Regions from separate parts of the Homo sapiens genome. Here region 1 is linked to region 2. Evidence: chromatin loops called from intact Hi-C (ENCODE). Cell type or tissue: heart left ventricle. All regions are shown on one strand. Links, peaks and the distances in the headings refer to the core of each region. The heading gives the core; the rest is flanking DNA.

Region 1 (5,387 bases), core at 55-5,054, 80 kb before region 2:
CCCAGGTAATGTTCTCAGAGTTCTATCCTTTTTTTATTTGGCTGCACACATCCTTTTGCCTTTGAGGTATGAAATACACAGGACTACCTGAAGCCTGGCTTTGAAAGGAGTGGATCAGAAGCTCTCTTTCTACTGTGGTTTGTGGTTTAAAAGCATACACACTTGGTTGTTTGGGGATTGCTACAGGGTGTTGTATTTAGTATTTAAGGTATTGATTACGTGAATGGACAATGCCTTGAACTAGACTTCATGGATGTTAGACAGAGTGGAGCTGAAACCTAAGGCCTAAAATAGTGTGATTTGTTCTGCAGAGCTTGCATAGTCTCTGACACAGAGTAGCTGTCCAGAAAAGGTGGTGAGAATGAATAAATGAACAGAGGAAGAAATGAATCCAGTTGGGCCCACAAAATAGTAAATGAGGGGCAAACACCCAGCACTTACTATTCTACGTGCCTGGGGCTCAGCTTCTATTCACCTGTTTCTGCTCAGCTTTCCTTTCCCTCCCTTTATAGCTTCACTGCAGGTCCCAGGCTCTCTTCTTCACCAGGCCTGTGGTTCCTTCGTAACTTCCTGAAATTCCCTCACACCCCACCCCTCCTCCTGACCCCCACCCCCGTCGGTCTCATGTGATGCCTCCAAAGAGACATATGAAGAGTTGGTCAACTCTGAGCATATCTGCTTCAAAGACAACCTAAAATAATGGGGCCAAATCATAAATCACAGTCCCTGTCAGTGTCAGTTTTTTATTCCTAACAATCAATTTTCTCTCATATTATGGCATTTTAAACTATTCTAGGCTGCTTCTATGAAATAATTTATTAATTATTTGAGTATTTCAAAAACAATGGTAGGATTTGTGTTCATAACCTACAGTCTATGTGGTCACTATCACTATTTTTAAAATGCTGTTGTCAGCCAAACACGGTGGCTTATGCCTATAATCCCAACAGTTTGAAAGGCTGAGGAGTGAGAATCCCTGAGCCTAGGAGTTTGAGACCAGCCTAGGACCCTGTTTCTACAAAAAAAAATAAAAATTAGCCAGGTGTGGTGGCATACACCTGTAGTCCCAGCTACTTGAGAGGCTAAGGCAGGAGGATCGCTTGAGCCCAGGAAGTTGAGGCTACAATGAGCTATGACCATGCCACTGTACTCCAGTCTAGGTGACAGAATAAGACCCTGTCTCAAAAAATAAAAAATAAATAAAAATAAAATGTTGTTGTCCATCTATTTTCTGTGGAGTGATCCCAGTTCAGGGAATCCAGTTGTGCCTGAGTGTGGGTCTCTGCATGGATTCAGAAACCAGAATCACAGGAGTATTCTAGTGGTGGAGTCAGATATATGACAAGACAGCTCCAAAAGGATGCACCTGAACTGTCTGTAAGTAATGCATTGAGCAGCATTCTTCATCTTGAGCAAATGGGCTTTGAGAATTGTTTTAATGTCATGCATCAAACTCTTCAAACAATTCCACATTTCTCTGATTCTCATTCTAATTTTCATCCAGAAATCAAACAGAAGAGTCTATTATATCAGATTTAACTTTTATAAGGTGGGAAAGAAAGCAAGATAAATTGAATGTAGACACTTTCAAGGCAATCTTTTGCCTCAAATGAATTTAATTTTTAAAATAATATCCAACAATGGTAACATTTGTGTTTTGAGATTGATTATGGTTCCTCAAAAGTGAGCTATAGATGAGAAAAGATGGAACCAGCCTGTGACGGTTAATACTGAGTATCAACTTGATTGGATTGAAGGATGCAAAGTATTGATCCTGGGTGTGTCTGTGAGGGTGTTGCCAAAGGAGATTAACATTTGAGTCAGTGGACCGGGAAAGGCAGACTCACCCTTAATCTGGGTGGGTCTAATCATCTAATCAGCTACCAGAGTGGCTAGAATATAAAGCAGGCAGAAAAACATGAAAAGACTCATCTGGCCTAGCCTCGCAGCCTACATCTTTCTCCCATGCTGGATGCTTCCTGCCCTCGAACATCAGACTCCAAGTTCTTTAGTTTTGGGACGCGGACTGGCTCTCCTTTCTCCTCAGCTTGCAGATGGCCTATTGTGGCACCCTGTGATAGTGTGAGTTAATACTTAATAAACTAAATTAATATATATAGTATTATTAATAATACTTAATAATACTATACATATATAATGGGGAGTTTATTAAGTATTAACATATATATACTATAACATATCCTATTATATATATAAGTTAATCCTATATTAACATATTTATATATATATATACCTTATTAGTTCTGTCCCTCTAGCGAACCCTGACTAACACACAGCCCTCGAGGTTGACAACATGCATTGCTTGTCTGGTCACCTAAGAGTTTTGTATTCCAAACTTAATTTTCACCTTGTCCCCCAGGGTTTTAGTTGCTTCTAGTGTTTTTAGCAGGTAGTGTCTCAGCTTAAGCACAGTATGATTCAGGCATGTGCCAGAAAGCCAGGAGTTAAAGCAGAGGCTGCAGGCATTACTTGAATGAAGGTTTAAAGGGACTCTAGCTGGAGATGAGAGGTGACACGATTAAAAAGGAGAAAAAAGAGGAGATGGGAGGGGCAGAAATATGGTTCAAGGATAAGAGGCCAGTCGCTGGATGGTAAGGAAGCAGCATTCATTTTTCTGATAGCTCACAGGCTCAGCTCCCCCAGGGACTCAACCAAAGGGGACCAGTGAAACCCAAGGGTCTAGATTTTTTTAACTATAATTTTAATGGGCATGGTGACGGCAAGATTATCCCCTATATTTGTGCCAGAGACTGCTACTTCTTCTGTGCTGGAAAATGATGCGTGTTCTATAAAACAAGAATAGCAAGAAAAAATATTTTTGCCATGCTTATTTGGCCCCAGGTAGTGTGCTAAGTGCCTTATGTATACTGTGGATATATGAGACATCAGCAGTCTCAACCTCAGGAATTCTCAGCCTCAGCCCAGGCATGGAGGGCAGCACTTACAGCTCTGGTATATTCAGGAATCCCCAGGAGCAAGACATCTTCAGGGAACATCTGTGCCATAGATGCTGATTTTGACATCAACAGTAGCCAGCCTCTAAGATAGCAGTGATCACCTCCTGGTTTTCGTTCCATAATGCAATCCCCTTCCATAAGTAAGGTTGACCTATGAAACCAGCAGAATATTGTGGAAATGTTAGTGTATGACTTCTCAGGCTAGGTCATAAAAGACATTGCAGAGATAATTTTTTTTCCTTCTCTCTCTTGGATCACTTGCTCTGTGACAAGTCAGCTGCCATGAACACTCAAACAGTCCTATGATAGGACATGTGGTAAGGAGCTGAGAGCTCCTGCCAAAAAGCCAGTGACAAATTGAGGTTTTCTGCCAACAACCTTGAAAGTGAGCCATCTTGGAAGCAGAGTTTCTAGCCCTAGTCAAGCCTTCATCCCAAGCCAAAAATTTAACATCAACCTCATGAGTGATTTTAAGTCAGAACCATTCAGTCTAGCTTTCTGAATTTCTTACCAAAAAAAAGTGAAATGATCAGTGTTTATTAATTTAAGTTTATAAGTTTTGGAGTACATTGTTATATAGCAATAGATAACTAATACAGACTTGGGTACTTTAGTACTTGGAATTGAGGTACTGGAAAAATAAATAACTCAAAATATGAATGTGGCTTTGGAAAAGGCAGTAAGCAGAAGATGGAAAGCCTTTAGGAAAAGTATTATGAAACACCAAACACATGTAAAAACACTGTTATTAGAAGCCATTTGTATTTGAGAAAGGTATGAATAGAGGCTTAAAGGAGATATAGGAAAAAGTTAGTGAAAAGCGGGGGAAAGGGGATGCTTGTTATCTAGCATCAGAAAGTTTAACAACACTATTTCCTGCAGTTATGCGAAAAGTAGAAAATGTACCACATGAGTGGCATGACCTAGCAAAGGAGATTCCAAGACGGAGTGTAGAAGGTGCTACTTGTGTGCTTCTTGCTGCATATTGCAAAATATAGACAAAGAGAAGCTAAAGGAAAGACTCGTCCTCTTCCCCTACCCCCAGCTTTTTAAGGTATAATTAACAAATAAAAATGGTGTACAATGTAATGTTTTGATATATGTATACAATGATTTAATCAAGCTAATTAATATATTCATCACCTCACATACTTATCATAGTTTCGTGGTGATAACATTTAAGGTCTACTCTCTTAGCAATTTTCAACTGTACAGTGCATTATTAACTAGAGTCACCACACTGTACAGTAGATATCCAGAACTTATTCATCCTGTCTAACTGAAACTTTGTTCTTAATGAAAGACTTTTAGACAAAAACGAAACAGGAATTTCTGATTCTGAAAATCCCCAACATCTCCAGATGACTAACAATTATAAAATTATGAAATTGCTTCCAGGCAAAGATACAATCCAAGGTACTCCCCAGAAAACATAGTCTTGTAATAAAGTTGAAGGTGTGGCTATAAATCCTTAAGACCTTTTCTAAATCTAACATGGTGCCACAGAAAACTGCTCAGTCAAACCATGAAGTTTCTCAGAAGCTCAAGGGTAAATTCCTTTAACAATCTCAGCAGAAACTCAAGTTAAAGAAGGACTTGTCTCAGAAAGATTTTCAGACAGGGCTTTTGTCTAATAAGGTGCCCACAAATATTTAAGACAATTATAGTGGCACAGACACCACTACTTTGAACAGAAAGGGAAAGAAACATTACAAAAGGAACCAAAAATAAGGACTTTGGATCCCCAAAATTCTACTGGTAGGAAGTAGGCTGTGAAAACGACACAGCTGCAAAAACAGCTGATAGTCCTTTCATGCAAATGCACGAATGACTCAGAGACAAGTACCAAGAGCCCAGTGGGCAGATCCAAGAACAGTGGGGAAGAAATAGGACTGCATCCCAATCAAGCAATATCCAAAACATGCCCATTTCGACTTCAGACCATTGACTCTCATATGCCTGCTGCTTTCTACATTTTTGAACAGGAGTGTCTTTTGTAGTTATCTTATGCCCATCCCACCACTGTCTGTTGCATTTTAGAGGAAGATAGCTTGTCTCTATTTCCCAGGGGTGTTCAGATCAAGATCAGCTGTACTCACAGAGCTCTATTTGAAAAACTATACCTAAGGACCCATGTCTATATCTGTGCCTGATTTATATGATGAAATCTGGACTTTGAGCTGAGGCTATAATAGGATGAGACTTTTGGGAGACTTGGGAGGAGTGCAAGTATATTTTGCACGTGGGATAGGTATGAATCACTGGAATCCAGGAGGTAGACTATAGTAGTCAGCTTCCAAAATGTTCCCCAATGTTTCCCAACTTAGAATTTCCATCCTTGTGTAGTCTTCTCCAGCATCCAACAGAGCTCACTTATGTAATCACTAAGATACTGCAGAAATGACAGTA
Region 2 (5,387 bases), core at 57-5,056:
CTTCAGAGGTTCTGTGGGTCCTCTCAGGATTCCTGGTTTGTTCTTGCAGTTGATCTGGAGCTAAAATTCACAATGCAAGCCTTCGCATGCTGCTCTATCCAGAGCTGCAATCTAGTCCTGCCTCCCATCCTCCATGATCCCCTAATCTTTGCATCGTCTTTTTTTTTTTTAGACATAGCACAGAAAAATGCTTGTTTACTTGGCAGGCACCCTGGTAGCCAGATAGAAGTGCTTGGGCTGAGCCAAGTGCCTTGGTTACAAGTACGTCATCAGCCACAATTAAACCAGGAAATACAGGGCTCTCAGGAAGTACACTCGATAACGAAGCCTCAGTGAGCCAAAATTAGCCAATAATCAGCGCTACTCTTCATCCTGAAATGATGCAACCATATTTTACAAGGCAGTCCAGTAGTGGAAGACAGGCCTGAGGGACACACTAGACCCCTTGTCTAGCTTTGTCACCAGCTCACATGATTTTAGACAACCAGGGTTAAATGCCTTCCCAGTGTTTCAGCTTCTCTTTTGCAAAGTCTCAAATCTAGCCATCAGTGGCAGGATTTATAAGTTCATATGAGTGGCAAATTTATTGGACAATGACCTCTTTAATGCCAGGAACATTGTTTTCTTCTTTACATACACTGAGCACAATGCTTGGTGCAGTAGCCATTGAACTATTATTTGCTAAAAATTAACAGTCAGAAAACTAAATGATTAATGAGACCTATTAGTCATTAGCTGTTTGGACAAGCTTTCTGGTTGTCCATTGATACTATTAAGCACTGGGCTAGGAATGACTAGCCTAAGATCACTTATAGAGTCACATGGAAAAGTCTGGGGTGGCATTCTAGCCACAGAGCTATGCAGCCTGCCCAAACAGGGCTGTCTCCGTAACACATGCTCTCCTCCTACCAAACCAAAAAGAAAAGCAGCTTGGTTAGAGTCTTAAGATTCCAAGGCCCACTTATTTCTGGTTACTTGCTTTTGGCAGGCACTGCATAGATATCAAAGAAGCAGTGCTGAAATTGAAGAGATTTATCATTTTCATTCCTAGAAAGTTCATAGGAATCATCATGTCTTGTGGTACATGAGTACAGCTGGAATTCTTTGTATCCTAAAGAGGAGAAACACACAGGTGACCAAGGTACTGAGGCACCATTCCGAGAGAACTATAGAATCTTGTTTCTGTCCTCTAGTGATTTGCAATCTAATGTCTTCATGACTCTTTAAGGAAAGAACACCTACGGTTAGCATTAAGATACTGTTAACGAGCATGTAGGGAAGCATAGGTTCTGAAGTGAAAAGAACTGGTCTTACTAGTTTTGTGACCTCGGGCATATAACTTCGTCTCTATGGGCCGCAATTATCATAGCAGTTCCCATCTCTCAGCTTTCCTGTAAGACGCAGATGAAATCACGTATGTTCAGAGAGGCACTGCAAACTATAACACACATTATACTTGCTAGTCATTATTGTTTTATAGATACTTCTTTCTGCATATCCAAAAGGTAGAGATGTGAACTTCAAAAAAATGCTCAATTTAAAAGCAGTAATTCAGAGAACCATGACCGCAAATTGGGAGTGAATTCCAGCAAGACAGTGACCAAAAACTGAATGCTGGATTTAGCTAGGTGCCCGGAGATATCAGCGCACACCAAGGAGCTAATAATGTCTTTCCACAGAACTCTGTTTAGAACACTAAGGAATTTGGCCCTCAATTCTGGTGTCTCCAAACCAGAGTGATTTTTGATACCCAGGAATTATAAGAATTGGCATTTGCTCAACGTCTATCACATTCACTTATTTTTTTCACTAAACATTAAAACTTCTATCACATAGGCAAGATGAGGTTTTTATTCAGCTCTAAAAATCAAATGATAAAAGTTTCCAATCATGCCTGTGTGAAAATATTACCATTGGTAGAAACAAATTAAAATGCTAGAATGTCCACAGTGTGAGTACAACAGGCTCTCAATGAATTTATGTTTTCCTATAAACCTGTAAGCTTTCTCTGTAAAATAAGCAATTTTTTGGACAGTTTTTTTTTAATGGCCCAGTTTCTCTAGTCATTAGCAGACAAAATTTTTATGGATTTTAATACTTTTCTATTCAAAATAATTGTGTAATTTATGGTGGAATATGTGCCCAGTTACCATATATTTCTCGAGGTTTCTAGTTAACAACCTTTCCCATGCACAGTTTGACTGCTGATGTGAGTTGGTAAGAGGGATGCTTAATTTTCTTATCCTTCTGTTCTGTCCCTGCCTCCGCTTCCCCCTGGGGTCCTTCTGGCAATTGTCTGAGCGCTCCTGACACCGAAGCAAAGGAAACACATAGCGTCCCATCGTTCCTCTCAGGGTTTTATCCAACTGCGTCTGCAGGACCACAGGGAGGGAGGAATTTAGGTCCCAAACACATTTTTGTTCCTCTGTAGATGAGGTAACTCCTCCTCCTTTCTGTACTGTGATCAAAAACAGGCTGCACCCACCCACGAAAGGTCCGGGGAGGCTCCTGGCTAGAAACTGTGCAGGGCCCCTCCCTTGGAGCAGTCTGTCTCCATGGAGACCGACGCGACGGAGAAAACTCACACCGGGCCAGGTGGAGACCACAGCAGCGGGGGAGATACCGAGAGTCAACAGATGGGGAAAAACAAGAAACACTAAATGGGAGACTGAAGTGTTCGGGTGGGAGAATTTACTCCTTTGTAGCTGTTTTTTAAATTATTTCCTCATCTCAAAGACAGAGAGAGAAAGGGGTGGAAGAGGGAGGGAGGGAAGGAGGGACGCAGAGAGGGAGAGAAGACTGTCCTTGGATAAGTAAAACGAAAGCGTTAGCTTTTCATTTAATTACATATAATTTCCTCCAGGTCAGAATGTTCTGTAATCCGTTCAATGTTTATAATTGTGGATCTGCTCCATTTTCATCATGCAGCAGTAGTGAGAAAGCAGTTGATCATGGAAACCATTGCCTACACTTAGCAAATAATCAGTCCCCATTTAAACCCCTCATCAAGTTGTATACATGATATGATCTCTTAAGCGCTTGGCTTTTTCTAGAATCTCATTAATTTCAGAGGGTGATTTCTAATGATCACATTTCAGAAATTGTCAGAAACGTTTTTTTTTTTTCCTTTTGTTGCTTGTTGCCAAGTGAGAACAATCTTGTAATGACACCCCACTTTTTAACATGCTTTTTCATAATGAGTCTTCAGGGGGAAATTCAACTTATGAGAACTAAGAAAAGAGTCTGCTACTTCGCATATCATCAAAACCATAGGAACATGGTTTTGCATGCATAATATGACATGGTTACAATGCCTGCACTGGGCCAGCTATACCCTACATAGATTATGAGCCATTGCTGCTGATCAATACAAGTGTAGTATTACTTGCACTTGCCAGTACACACTTTAACATAATCGATAACATATAATTTGTTAGCATTTCTAAGAACTAGGGAATAGAAGGGAAGTGTAAAAGATCAAAACACAAAGTCTCAGATTTGCCTCTGAACAATTCTATTATGTGCCGCAAGTCAGGAAAAGCTAATGTGCTCAATAGCACAACTTTTAAAAAGCACGATTATGTTTTGTTACTTTCTACCACCACTCAGGATTTACCTTAGTCATTAGTATTGTTTTCAGACTAAACAGAGAATAACAGTGAAGAGAGAAGAAGCTCATAAATAAGATGCATTTATCTAAAACCCCCTGTCCTTAGAGACCAAGAATGACTTTCCTCTTGGGACTTGAGGAGCGGAGGTGACAGTCTTTGTCACAGGAGCTGAAAGTGAAATGAAGTGATGGTCTCAACCACACTCCCAAGGGAATGATTTTTAAAGAAATGCCTTTGACTTTATTCAGTGACACAACACCTTTTTCATGATACCGCAATGTTGTTCTGTTACATTGTCAGGAATCCTTGGATACAGCACAAATCTGTGCTATTTCAAAGCTATTTCAAAAGGCCTAATAATTCCTTATATTTATCAAGTACTCTAACAGCCAAGACATGAAAATATTCTAATTTTCTTTGCTCAGTGTTAGAGTTTAGTTTAATTCATGATGCTCAAAGTCAGTCCTTCTGCAGAATTTGAGTCAACTGAAAAGATCTGCATGCCCAAAATATACCTCTTTTGTCCACCTGAAGCCCTATTATTGGAGTCCACATAGATTCGCACAATATTTCCCGAGGAACTAAAATTTTAAATTCTATTATCAATAGTTAACTAATACTAGTGAAAACTGCTTAGCTAAATGAAGATACTTGAGGAAATATGACCAGAGCAGGTAAAATAGGCAAGAGATATTCAGAGATAGAGATTAAGGGAGAGAGAAAGAGAGTTTATTTCGGCATTTATTGAAAACATACTCTGCACATGAAACTGGGCATTCTCTGTGCAGTATATTTTTTAATCTTCACAATAAATTATTACTGTTCCCATACCACACAATAGGTCGCACAGCCTGAATCTAGCTATGCTGATGAGAGAACAGGAGTGATGCGTGGGTGTGGAAAGTCTAGAGAAGGCTCACTGCCTGAGAGGATCTGGTGACAGCCAGGACATAGGATGCTAGACGTCAAAGGAAAAAGCTCCAAAGACAAATTCCACCAAAGGGGTGACCCAAAGTGACACAACAGAACCCTAAAATTGCCTCTATTTCATGATCATTTTTAAAACACTTGAAAAACAGGGAGGACAATGATTCATCGAGAGGAAACTACAAGCCCTCTTCAATTCTGAGATACTTCAAAAACAGCAGTAAAGTGTTAAGAGTTTATTGCCGCCGAGAGCTGTGGCTCACACCTCTAATCTCAGCACTTTGGGAGGCCGAGACAGGCGGATTACTTGAGGCCAGGAGATAAGAGACCAGCCTTGCCAACATAGTGAAACCCCATCTCTACTAAAAATATAAAAAATAGCCAAGCTTGGCGGCATGCACCTGGAAGCCCAGCTACTCTGGAGGCTGAGGCAGGAGAATTGCTTGAACGCAGGAGGTGGAGGTTGCAGTAAGCCGAGATCACGCTAGTGCCTCCAGCCTGGGCGACAGAGTGAGACTCCATCTCAATAAATAAATAAATAAATAAATAAATAAATAAACGTTTATTGCAAGAAGTAAGTGCGATAAGCTTGTGAATGTGGTGGGTGGGTGTGCATAGCGTGATGTGTGTGTGAACACACGAGAGTGCAGTACACATGTGAATGATGTGTATGTGTAGATATGTGTGTATATGGGGGAAGGTGATGAAGCACATTTAACACATTATTGCTTTGTGATCCTCTAAATAAATTTTCACACACCTGGGAAAATAAGCAACACTGAGAGGTGAAGCCAACTGGGCTTCTGGGTCCAGTGGGAATTGGAGAACTTTTCTGTCTAGCTAAAGGAT

What was found. A loop is a pair of places that touch in the nucleus more often than their neighbours do. Peaks named below come from ENCODE experiments on the same cell type or tissue, not always from the same donor. Only the 100,000 strongest peaks of a DNase experiment are listed, where the experiment ranks them.
Region 1: it touches region 2 in a loop (8-fold over the local background); 3 of 110 quality-filtered maps call a loop at or near these places.

The regions. Positions count from the first base shown.
Region 1 is chr13:34,668,034-34,673,420 of GRCh38, forward strand. It overlaps LOC105370159 (a long non-coding RNA gene), which reads right to left. Exons shown (of 3, transcript XR_941849.2): 3 at 2,394-3,129. Among named protein-coding and RNA genes, the nearest start is that of LINC00457, 30 kb to the left of the region's middle. In heart left ventricle, for the core only: no CTCF peak of the experiment used is centred there; no DNase peak of the experiment used is centred there; H3K27ac peaks cover 1,863 bases.
Region 2 is chr13:34,747,958-34,753,344 of GRCh38, forward strand. No RefSeq gene overlaps it. Among named protein-coding and RNA genes, the nearest start is that of LINC00457, 110 kb to the left of the region's middle. In heart left ventricle, for the core only: no CTCF peak of the experiment used is centred there; a DNase peak (open chromatin) is centred at 2,554; H3K4me3 peaks cover 872 bases; H3K27ac peaks cover 1,067 bases.